Linked DNA regions of Homo sapiens: all the other regions are linked to region 2. The links are chromatin contacts, found by Hi-C or POLR2A ChIA-PET in ENCODE. All regions are on one chromosome and are shown on one strand. Each heading gives the region's core, a stretch centred on a gene start or an enhancer-like site at or near the end of the contact. The rest is flanking DNA. Distances are from core to core; before and after follow the strand shown.

The links. A loop is a pair of places that touch in the nucleus more often than their neighbours do. ChIA-PET counts read pairs that join two places held with the same protein, here RNA polymerase II (POLR2A). Pooled maps may share reads with other maps.
Region 1: a pooled map shows a loop between it and region 2 (2.9-fold over the local background). The contact joins two enhancer-like sites. A Hi-C loop is called at or near these places in 3 of 50 pooled maps. POLR2A ChIA-PET finds 5 or more read pairs at or near these places in 3 of 52 experiments (Caco-2, H1 and OCI-LY7).
Region 3: a pooled map shows a loop between it and region 2 (4-fold over the local background). The contact joins two enhancer-like sites. A Hi-C loop is called at or near these places in 4 of 50 pooled maps. POLR2A ChIA-PET finds 5 or more read pairs at or near these places in 2 of 52 experiments (GM10248 and Panc1).
Region 4: a map of naive thymus-derived CD4-positive, alpha-beta T cell shows a loop between it and region 2 (10-fold over the local background). The contact joins two enhancer-like sites. A Hi-C loop is called at or near these places in 1 of 168 maps with a recorded cell type or tissue (naive thymus-derived CD4-positive, alpha-beta T cell), 3 of 37 single-sample maps with no recorded cell type and 11 of 50 pooled maps. POLR2A ChIA-PET finds 5 or more read pairs at or near these places in 1 of 52 experiments (activated CD4-positive, alpha-beta T cell).

The regions. Positions count from the first base shown.
Region 1 is chr6:37,101,255-37,104,167 of GRCh38, forward strand. No RefSeq gene overlaps it. Among named protein-coding and RNA genes, the nearest start is that of PIM1, 67 kb to the right of the region's middle. RefSeq lists enhancers at 605-1,212, 1,213-1,820, 2,067-2,116 and silencers at 1,299-1,438, 1,449-1,628. Within about 2 kb of position 1,342, at least 38 of the 41 ENCODE cell types and tissues checked have a DNase peak (open chromatin) inside an H3K27ac peak, as active enhancers do.
Region 2 is chr6:36,910,707-36,913,624 of GRCh38, forward strand. The region is part of intron 4 of C6orf89 (chromosome 6 open reading frame 89); the gene reads left to right. Among named protein-coding and RNA genes, the nearest start is that of C6orf89, 26 kb to the left of the region's middle. Within about 2 kb of position 1,470, at least 7 of the 41 ENCODE cell types and tissues checked have a DNase peak (open chromatin) inside an H3K27ac peak, as active enhancers do.
Region 3 is chr6:37,136,231-37,139,181 of GRCh38, forward strand. No RefSeq gene overlaps it. Among named protein-coding and RNA genes, the nearest start is that of PIM1, 32 kb to the right of the region's middle. RefSeq lists an enhancer at 1,208-2,044. Within about 2 kb of position 1,426, at least 18 of the 41 ENCODE cell types and tissues checked have a DNase peak (open chromatin) inside an H3K27ac peak, as active enhancers do.
Region 4 is chr6:37,047,556-37,050,387 of GRCh38, forward strand. No RefSeq gene overlaps it. Among named protein-coding and RNA genes, the nearest start is that of FGD2, 43 kb to the left of the region's middle. RefSeq lists cis regulatory regions at 2,460-2,832, 2,757-2,832. Within about 2 kb of position 1,341, at least 12 of the 41 ENCODE cell types and tissues checked have a DNase peak (open chromatin) inside an H3K27ac peak, as active enhancers do.

The DNA of each region.
Region 1 (2,913 bases), core at 92-2,591, 190 kb after region 2:
GAAGGGGACTCCCTTGCACATACATGCTTAAGTCACACCTGTAAGCTCTGGCGTACAGCCTCCGGACCACATGAAACGCTCGATGTGTCCTGAGTAGTCGTCCACTTTCTCTGTAGCCCACCTGTTTGCTTACTGTCACTCAGGCTGTCACTGAATCTCCTCCCCTCCCTAGTCCCAGGAGAGGTTTTACTAGTCTCTGAAGGCCAATCTAAAACAGTTGTTGCAAAGGCAACGCCAGAGGCCTCCCAGGGTGATGACTATGTTGACAAAGATCACTGGCACCTAAATTCAAGCAGGTCTGTAAAACTCTGTCTTGTTCTTTTTTTTTTTTTTTCTTTTTGATATGGTGTCTCACTCTGTCGCCCAGGCTGGAGTGCAGTGGCGCGATCTCGGCTCACTGCAAGCTCTGCCTCCCGGGTTCACACCATTCTCCTGCCTCAGCCTCCTGAGTAACTGGGACTACAGGCGCCCGCCACTATGCTCAGCTAATTTTTTGGTATTTTTAATAGAGACGGGGTTTCACCGTGTTAGCCAAGATGGTCTCCATCTCCTGACCTCGTGATCCGCCCGCCTCGGCCTCCCAAAGTGCTGGGATTACAGGCGTGAGCCACTGCGCCTGGCCTGTCTCGTTCTTCATGGTCAAGGTGGGCCATGACAATGATAACATGGGTCCTGCCTCTTAAAGTTTATATTGTAGTTTAATTGGTGAGCACACACACGCTTAAATGATGAGCAGCTCTCTGGGTGCCAAATGAAATAGGAAAAAGCAAATGCTCCCAAGGTTTAAGGAAGACCAGGTTGGCATAGCTGAGCTGATGAGAAAAGGTGCTGGAAAGACGGGGGGCTGTTAAGGGATGAAGTAGTTAGAGTACGTGGGAGCTGTGGCAAACCTGCATTCTTCCCTAACCCTTCCAAACCAGGTCAGATCCCGGTAGCATCACCACGGTACCCTTCATATCAAGGCTGAATTTCATTTTGGTGATTATCTGATCCGGTGTCTGCCTCCTCCATTTTACAAAGATCTTGCCATTGTGCCCCAGGACAGCGATAGGTGGGCAGAGGCCAGTGAGGACCAGGTCAGGGCGAGGCTGCTGGGAGGGAGAGGCTGAGCCGATCACAAAGACAGTCTGCAGCTTTCCTCCTCCCCCTCCCCCAGGGAGGAGCAGCTGATGTGTTTCAGGAGTGTTCCAATCCAATTAGTGCCCTCCCTCCCCTCCACGGTGGCCCAAGCCACCACTCCCTTCCCCGAGGTGGAGACTGGGTGGGGAGGGGGTGCTGAGGAGGTCTGAACATCCTGACCCAGCTCCTCGTGGCAGCACAGCTGGCTCGCTGCTACTGAGCTCAAGGCTGCTATGACAGCGCTCGTTTCCAGGCGACTGTTCTGGGGAATGCTCTGTTTTGGCAACCAGAGGGCCCCCGGGTAAGGGGGGCCCGCAGGACGCCGCGTCATTTGCATGGCAACCTCCTCCCTCCCCGAGCTGCGCGCTGCTCTGCGGCAGGCGGGCAGCCTGGCCCGGCCGCCCCGGCCCCTCGCCCTCCGCCCAGGCCCGCCTTGCGGCTCCGGCGCGGCGCTGTCACCGCCTTCTCCACACCGGGAGGCGGAGGCTGCACGCAGAGCTAGGGCATTTCCGGAAAGGCTGGTGCCCTAGGGAAGTGGGGAAATGATGCTTGGGGACAAAACACTGAAATGGGGGAGGGGAAATGAAATAAAATCTTTCCAAGCCAGAGTCAAAGTCACATGGCTTGGTAGCATCAAAATGCATTCTGGATAGCAGGGTTGGCTCACAAAATGTTTATTTAGGTGAACTCACAGCTAAGCCCTAGGAGATACTCAGAAAATTTCTTTTGGATCATTACACTGCATGTGTGTGTGAATTTGGGAATGGGAAAAAATATTTCTTACCTAGGCAAATAAGGCAGTGATATTCTTAGGAAATATTTTCAAATTCTTGCAGGGGGACTTGGTGACATTGTATTTTCTGAATTTGTTGGAAGAAACCGAAAGAGAAAATAAATTCCTGGGAGCCTCCCTTCTCTCCTGCATATACCCACCCCACCCAAACCACACACACCAGCACAAGTCCATGATGCCAACTGGGATACCAGGGCTGTGACATGTGGACCAACATTAACTGCCCAAGGACACATGCCCTGGGCTGGAACCTGAGAGGGGGTTGGGCCGGGGCAGGTCACCCCAGCTGAGCGATCACATTTCCCTGGCAGCTGTCCAAGGGGCAGCTCCCAGCTGCACCTGTTTGTGGGGTGATTTGCTTTTATCAGTATTGACACAGCAGCAGGGCCAGGGAATAGCATAGTAATAAATAAATGAGAGAGGGAAAAAAAATAAAAAAAGGCCGGAGCCACCGAGGCGAGGCAAAAATGCTGAGGTCTTTTTTTGCTTGTATGTCAGCGCATTCAATCCAGTTTCCCCACCCCTGAAATCTCTGAGGATCACAGAGCAGGCTTGGCATGGGAACTCTGGGTCTTAAAGAGATAGAATTGCAGAATCAGAGGCATCTTAAGATCCTTTTGTGCCAGGCGTCCCTAACCAGCAGATCTCAGGGTTACTTGCTACCCTCACCTGCCCCTACTGTTTGTCAGGAACCTCAGCAGGAAGGGAGTTTCTTCCTCTCTCTGCCAACTTTAGCATCAGGGAAGTAGAATAATTCAAGTGGAGGGTCTGGAGTTAGTCAAACCTAGGATCAAATCCTGGCTCTGTCTAGCTGTGTGACTTGGGGTATATTAACTAACTACTCTGAGCCTCGATTCCTCTCCGGAAAAAATGGAGAAAATATCTTTCCTTTTTTGTTTTGTTTTGTTTTGTTTTTTGAGACAGAGTCTCGCTCTGTCGGCCAGGCTGGCATGCAGTGGCATGATCTCAGCTCACTGCAACCTCTGCCTCTCAAGTTCAAG
Region 2 (2,918 bases), core at 220-2,719:
ACAGAGCAAGACCCTGTCTCTAAAAAAAAAAAAAAGGCTGGTCTCAAACTCCTGGGCTCAAGCGATCCCACCTCAGCCTCCCAAAGTGTTGGGATTACAAGCATCAGCCACCACCCATAAATGTTTTATCTTGTTAAATTTATTGCTAGTTATTATGAATGAGATTATTTTCCATTTCAGTTTTTAACTGATTGTGGCCAGTAGAGTAAGAAAGCTATTGATTTTTATGTATCTGAAAATCTGTATCTTGTATTCTGTCACCTTATTAAATTCTCTTTTTAGTACTAACAGTTTTTTACTTGTGTTCGCCTCTAACTTTCAGTTCCCTCAAGGAACACCACCTCCAAGTTTTTCTTTTAGTTTGCTATTCCTACTTTCTTTTTCTTTCTTGATTTCCCTTTACTGGGTTTTCTTCTACCTGCTTTTTAAAGGGATCTCCACCTGGAAATCCCAAGAATATCTAAAGCTCTGAATAAAATTAAAATTAAATAAGTTAGGCTGGGCTGGGCGCAGTGGCTCACGCCTGTAATCCCAGCACTTTGCAAGGCTGAGGTTGGCGGATCATCTGAGATCAGGAGTTTGAGACCAGCCTGGCCAACATGGTGAAACCCTGTCTCTACTAAAAATACAAAAATGAGCCAGGCTTCGTGGCGGGCACCTGTAATCCCAGCTATTCAGGAGGCTGAGGCAGGAGAATCGCTTGACCCCAGGAGGCGGAGGTTGCAGTGAGCCGAGATCGCGCCACTGCACTCCAGCCTGGGCGACAGAGCTAGACTCCATCTCCAAAAAAAATAATAATAATAATAATTAAATAAATTATAGTTAAAATAATTCTCCTAACTCTTAGGTTAAGAGCTGCTCGGTGCTAGCCCATGCAGCACCTTTATACAAATTCGAGGAAGGTGCCCCTTTCTCCTGGTGCTTTACTCTCATCTCCTGGGAAGACTGTCATAATTAACTGATTCTGTTGGAATATGACACGCTACTACAGAAAAGTGTCATAATAAATCTGCAGATGACGTTCCCTAGATGAGCACTAATGACATAGGTGATACCAGAGATCTGCAGGTTTATTATGACACTGACCAAGAGGACAGTATAGTGCAAACATTCACAGTAGTGCTCCTTGGGGCTGTAGATTTCATCTTCACTGCTTCTAGAATCCACCCCTTTTTTCCATTCCCACTGCCTCATTCATTATATTTCACTTCTCATCACAGTGAACCCCCCCCCCCCGACCTTTTCCCTAAAAAAGGGCAAAACCAAAATATAACCAGATCTTCCTTTTCCCAGCCTCTCTCTTCTAGGGCACCCTAATCACAATCCAGAATAATCTTCCTAGAACATCGAGAAATTCCTGCTCAAAAGCCTCCAACAGTTCCTCTTTTTGTTCTGAGTAGAGCCAGACATGCTTCAAGCCCTGGAAGCCCTCACCACATCTTCCTCTGCAGCCTGTTTCCTTACCCAAACCCCCACTGCACGCCCAGCATCTGCTGTGTTCTTCCTGCCACACTCTGGCACCTCAGGAACTTCCTATCACCTCTAACTTTCAGTTTGTTCATCCACAGAATGAGAATAGTGATTCCTCCTCAGTAATTACACAGTGAAAATTAAATGCTATAACATGGGAAAGTGACTAACATAGGGCAAGCACTCAGTGCATTAGCTTGCTTTCTCCTTCCCCTTCCATCGCAAGTACTTTGGAAACCGAAATGCTATATAATTGTAACATGTTGTTATGATTATGCCCCATGGTGTGTCCATTACCCAGAGCTTTTGCATATTGGCAAGAATTTATCATATTTGACACTGAATAAGAAGCATTTGAAAATATTGGAGAAGAAAAAATGCAACTTTGCAGCCTCAGTGTGCCACTGAAACAGGTGGTACTAAAGGGTTTTCAGCTACCCCCAGAGTACTGTGGGAGGAGAGGCGCCCTCCCAGGAGCAGGGTGTAGCGGTAATCCTCTGACTAATAATCTTCCTGCGAGTTGAGACTGGCTGAGAAAGGTAGGTGGCAGTTGCCTCCAGGAAACACAGATACTATCTTCAAGAGATGGAGGATGCTCAGCAGACCGGCCAAGAACAAACACGGTCTTTCCCTGACGAGGATTTCCTATGCCCCACTACTACTGCCTCAGAGAAAACAAGCATGTAGTGCTTACTGCCAACCACAGAAAATGTTTTGTGGTTAAGAGTCAGTTTCCAAGTATGTTTATTGGTTTAAAAAATTGACTTCGTTTCAGCCACATTTGGTTGTCTGTTATCATTTGTCGTAGGCTCTCTCCTGATTTGGTTTCCATTGGGTTTTAATCAGAACCGTCTTCTGAAACGTTTTAGATTCAAAGCAGAGTTTAAAACAAACACATCTCTCAGAGAACCTAGACGAAATCCAAAATGGAACAGAAAGTAAACAAGAAATAATGAAATAACATTATAAACAGCATGGTAACAGAGGGAAGCTGGGAAAGGCTGTGCAGAAACAAGAGCCCCTCAGAGAAGGAGCCAAACCAGACAGGCATGTCAGGGAGCCGCTGTCACACAGCAGGGTCTGGGTTGGGGGTCTTCCATTTCTGACCAGCATGTGGGGCTGGAAACTATGGCTGGCGGCCCCACCCCCTCCTGAGCTGGGATAGAGGGCTGTCTTATGGACAGATGCAATTCACTTTATTCCAAAGATGGCTCCAGAAAAGTCCTGTCTACCCTCTCCATCCCTTTCCTCTTCTGTGTCCTTTTCTCACTCTTCCTTCCCGGAGTCCTGGCTCCCATGTGTACTTGTGAAGCAAGGGTCTATGCACACATCCAGCATGTGTGAGAAGTGCATTAGGGCACAGCGATAATAGGGGTCACCCTTCTATCCACACCAGCCCCCCTGTGCTGTAGACGTTTCAGCCATATGGGTCATAGGTTAGAAAATGT
Region 3 (2,951 bases), core at 176-2,675, 230 kb after region 2:
AACCACTCAGAAATCCAGAAGGACCAGTTCAAATATACTACCTATCCCAAATTTAATAGGCCTCACGAAAAAAAAAAAAAAAAGAAAAAAAAAGCCAGTCTTAGAAAATGACTGTGGGTGTCAAAACCAGCAAGGATTAGGCAATGGAGTTGAGTCCAGCAAGGTTCAAGGCTACAGCTCGTGTTGGAAAGGGAGCTGTGAGGAGTTAATGCAAAGAGGAGGAAATATTCTATTTATTTTTCTCAAAACTATTGGAGGTGGTAGTGTTTGGAAAGGGAGGGAGGAGGGGAAAATATGAGTGTATGGTTTGTAAAGTGATAAAATATGGACTCAGTGTATTGTAATAACTCAGTAGCAATTCAGAGAAGATAGTGCAAAAGTCTGTTTGCTCTAGCCATCTATCAACCAGAAACCTTTATTAACTGAACCTCTCACGCGACTACAATATGGCACTAATAGATGTTTGAAAATGATGACCCTGATATACTGCAAAATCCTAAACAGCTTTCTGAAACAGGAGAAAAAAGATGAAATGAAGCTTGCTATGGTTTGTGACAAGCGTATTTTATTGTATTCTAATTTTTTCAAAACAAGCAATATTTTTGTCATGTGTAGTATGTGATGATTTATATGCCATCTAATAACTTTCTATTCGTCATAATATTAGAACAATACATTACCCGACTGTGGTTGGTATCAGGGTTTAATAAACATTCTTTTTCTCCTAACACGCCACCACCAGCCCAGTTGCTTGGTTCCATTTTCCCTCCCGTTGTCCTTTATTTAATTTTAGGCCCAAACTTGACCCCAGTGGTCTTCCACTGTTTTTATTCTTCCCTAAGGAGGGTGTACCTGGCCTCAGGAGCCACTTACCCGGCCTCGCAGAAGTTTCACACTTCTGTTTCACACCCAGGGTGGAGCTTTCTTTCTCATAACAGAAAATAAGGAGGGACAGCCGCCTGGGTACACTTAAAAAATAAACGCATCTCTGGGGAGGTAAGGTCCTCGGAGAGCCAGGCAGTGACAACTGAGTGGTGTGGAGCACGTGGATTAAGTAGAACAGAAACAGATCCTGCCAGGACCGCCCCAGGGACGCCAGAGACACAAAGCAGAAACTGATTGTGCCCGGAGGGCCCTGCATCCCTTACCCACGCTGGAGGTTCTCCCGCCTTTTCTAATTACCTTCCCATTTCTTTTGCTCCCCTTCTCAGCCCGAGTGTTCAGGACTCTGCATACCACAGAGGTCAGACACAAATAAAATCCATACATGGACTCCATTCTCGGGTCACAGAATTTGGTGAACAACTCAGATTGAAGATGGCTCCCGCTCCCACCTCCCAACCCCACCACCAAAGCTTTGCTTGTAAACACCAGTCACTTAGTAACACCCTCCATCAGTCGCCTTTGGGCTATTATTCATCACCGACTAACCTTAAACCAACTTCATCTTCACAGGGCTCCCCCTAGAAGAGAGGAAATTCCACAGCTCTGATGTGATGTGAAACGTGATCTGACCGCCCCAGCACTCTTTCTTTCTCACTCTCCCCAGCCAGTTCTCAAACTGGGTTTCCCTGGCCCCTCTCGGGGAGGCCTTCTCCCGCCCCACTCTCCACCCCCTACTTCTTTCCCTCTCCATTTTCCACGCTGTAACCTGATAGGCTGGAAATGCAGCTTCTTTCATCTTATATTTCCCACATCCTGAAAGTTTGGAGAGAAGGAGCCCACCCAGATGAAGGAATTCCAAGTATGTGCAGCCCCCTCCTCCTTTAACTCCATTCACAAAGCAGATTACTAATGGCCCGAGGCTCCAGGGAGGCCCCATCCCCTCCCCACCCCCCACCTCCCAGGGAGTTTACTCATTCCACATCCTTACTCCTCGCCGGTACAGAAACCTAAGTCCACATGCCGAGAACCAAAAATTAACTTTTCCCTGGACTCTGAGCCTAAGAAAAGCTTTCAAACCTCACTCTGATTGGGACTGCAGTGGCCAGGAGATTCTGCTTACCAATCATTTGTCCCCTCTTTAGCATTTTTAGATAAAAGGGTTCAGGGAATATGAGTCATTGGATCAAGGGGAAAGGATATAACTGTAAATGCGATGCATGTCAAGGAGGCATGCTCAGGTCTTTAGGAAAGATCACAGGGCGTTCTAACTCAGAGTCATTTCAGCAGAAATTGTTTCAAGACCAGAGTAAGAGATGCTTCAAGATAGGCAGAGAATGTGTGGGGGAGGCCGGGTGCGGTGGCTCAAGCCTGTAATCCCAGCACTTTGGGAGGCCGAGGCGGATGGATCACGACGTCAGGAGTTCGAGACCATCTTGGTCAACATGGTGAAACCCCGTCTCTACTAAAAATACGAAAAAATTAGCCGGGCGTGGTGGCGGGCGCCTGTAGTCCCAGCTACTTGGGAGGCTGAGCCAGGAGAATGGGATGAACCCGGGAGGCGGAGCTTGCAGTGAGCTGAGATCGCGCCACTGCACTCCAGCCTGGGGGACAGAGCCAGACTCCGACTCAAAAAAAAAAGAATGTGTGGGGGAGTATGGGGGGTGCGGCGGTTCTGGTAATGTTTTTTGTTAAGAAATGTCTTGAGTCTTCACTACCTGGAAATTAGTGATCACGAAACGTGCCCCTGGGTCAGTTCTTTGGTCCTCCTGTCTTGAGTTCTGTCACTGACAGGGAAACAGGACAGGGACAGCTTCTTTGACTCAACCTCAACCTCTTCCTCAAAGGTTAGGAAGTACCCCCCCAAGCATCCTTTTTCATTAAGGATGCTTAACTATCTTATCTATCCTTCAAGGAGGGTGAGAAAGCAAAGCAGTTTTGAATCTGTACCCGCCTGGGATAATCAGTTCCCTGAGCTTACAAGCTTTGTGTGACATGGAATTTCCTGTATCAAGGAGTTCACTCCTGTCCCAATATTAGGAAGTACATTTAATAGATGTCTACCCATG
Region 4 (2,832 bases), core at 91-2,590, 140 kb after region 2:
TCACCAGTCACCTCTGCAGGGACCTTTTGGGACCTGCTTTCGTCTGTCTGACACTCCTATCAGAGGGGTCTTCCTGCCTCCCAGACCGGACCCCATCTCTAACCCTAGAGGTTCTAGCTCACTCCCTCACCACCACCCTGCTGCTCCTAGACCCCCGGATGTGGTTTCTGGCCTGCAGGAAATTCACTGTCTCCATATCCCCAGCCTGTCTTCCAAGTGCGCTAGAGGCCCAGGCATCCTTATTCTTGAGGCCACATGCTTCCACGTGTCAAATATATTCAAATGCACCCACATGCATCACATATAATTTACATAAACCATAGGAGTTAAGTTGCAAATGTCTAGTTAACATTTTGTAGTCATTTAGTAATTTCACTCTTAACAGTTTACTTCCCTGCTTTTGAAGCTAATGATCGTCCCCTCCCTGCTGTGGCTCAGGTGTTGCCATGGGCGTTTGCCACTGCTCATGGCTGGGGCACCTCAGTCATGGACCTAGCTGTGGTCCATGCCCAGGGTCCCTTCTAAGGAAGTCCAGGCATGCACTGGTGTGCCTGACCCAGGGGAGCCCTCCAAACCACCCAACATCCAGGTACAATGGCCCAGTCTCCGTGCAGTGCTGTAGGGCAAGAGGGGCGGCCCATTTCCAAGCCAAGATGGCCTCCTCCTCCTCTCTACACTTGCTCCTTGGCTAGCTCACTCATACCTTCACTTGCTTCCAGCAGATTTTCCACTATGCAAGAAAAGCTAAGGGCTAAGAGGGTCACTTGACATCGTAGAATCCAAAAGTCCTTCCCATTACAGAGATAAGAAAACTGAGGCCCCGAGAATGAAGCGGTGACCTTCAGGTGCATCCTTGCATTTTGTGGAATTTGAATGTGGAATTCTGCCCTGGGCTGAGGTTGAGATTTTGCAGTTGCTCAAGGGGAACCCTGGAAGCAGAGTGTATCTACCCTCCTCAGACCACTGAGACCCTCAGATTTGTCTTCATCCCAGGTCAGTGGACTTCTCCCAGGTTTTGTTGTCTTCTCTCGGCAACACCCTGCTGAAGCCAGGGGGAAGGCGGGAGATTTATCCTGGGTGCTGAGTATCTAGGGTTATCAGATAAAATGCAGGATGGCCAGTTACAATTGAATTTTAGATAAATAACAAATAAGTTGTTTAGCATGAAGGTGTCCTAAATGTTGCTGTTTATCTGAAATTCAAATGTAACTGGGCATCCTGCATTTTTATTTACTAAACCTGGCCACCCTGTAAGTATCCCATTTCGTTTGGGCCAGGCCCCTCCCCACTGCAGCTGTGAGTTTTCCTGCCACCCAACAGCGTGAGTCACACAGCTGTGGACCTCCAGGCAAATGTTTTTGAACAGAACAGCATCACGGTTTAGGGGAATCCCCTCGCTGTCCCCATAACACATGCTTCAGCAAAGCAAAAACCTTAAAACAACATCTCTGGGAGGAAAATAAAGAAGGCATCAAGAGTTCCCAATGACTCGGGGAAGGCCCCAGCCACGGCCACATTAGTGCAGCCAAGATGGCCACGACTAGATGGCTGGCTCTTCACCTCTGGGAGAGGCACAGCTGGCTTTGACAATCGTGGGAAATTGGAGACCAGACCTTCCCAGCCAACTCCTGTCAAGGTCTGATACTCGTCCTTCCCCACCTTTCTGAGAAGAGGCCTACGAGGAAGAATGGGCTCATGGGCTATGTGAGCCGAGCAGGTTACTTGACTGTGGGATCATGATTGTATCTTTGTCATGGCATCACTGTGGGGATTATAGGAGGAAATTAATGTAAAATGCTTGGCCCAGTACCTGGTGCGCAATAAGCACTTACAATCAATGGTGGCTATTGTTATAAGAACGTCAGGACATGCACTTGGCCATCAAGCCAGTGGGTCTTCTGAAGAGGGTGAGCTTGGAATTCTCTGGGTGCCCATGGTTTGTTGCCCCTCAGAAAGCTGTGGGCCTCTAATATGGGCATATCCCCTGGACTGGAATCTGCATTAAGCCAGTGTCATCTGTCAGCGCTTTGTTTGGGTTAGTCGTTTTTTTGTTTTGTTTTGTTTGAGACAGAGTCTTGCTCTGTTGCCCAGGCTGGAGTGCAGTGGTGCAATCACAGCTCACTGCAGCGTCGACTTGCCGGGTTCTAGCAATTCTCCCACCACACCCTAGTAGCTGGGACTATAGGCGCACACCACTACGCCTGGCTAATTTTTAAATTTTTTTTTTTAAGAGACAAGGTCTCACTGTGTTGTCCAGGCTGGTCTTGAACTCCTGGGCTCAAGTGATCCTCCCGCCTTGGCTTCTTAAAGTGCTGGGATTATAGACGTGAGCCACCATGGCCAGCCCTGGGTTAGATTTTTAGTCACTCAGCAGGGTCCTGAGGAGGCCGGACTCAGAAGAGTTCAGCTTTGAAGGTGGAAAAAGCAAGTTTTCTACCTGGGATGCCCCCAAGGGTAGCAGGCCATACTTCCTAAGTGTGCATGTTGGTGGGGAGGGAGGGTATCAAGGAGTATGTCCCTGGAGAAGGGAGAAAGGAGGGGGCGTGGGAAGGGGCCTGTGGAACGCACGTGTCTCATTTCCTCTTTCGGAATGTCCGCTGTGGGCCCCAACAAAGGAACTTCGGTTGGAACTGGGGTGAGGAAGCCCCCGAAGATCAACTTCTCTTCCTTTAACATTTGGCTCTGCTGAGGGCCCTGGGGTTGGAACACCCACCTTCTTAGAAAGAAACTGAAAGGCCTTAGGAGAAACCCCGCCACTTCCCCTTCCTCGGTAAGAGGAACTTGGCGTTGCCCTGACAGGAAAGTCTTGGTGGGGCTTCTCGGAAGCCGCCA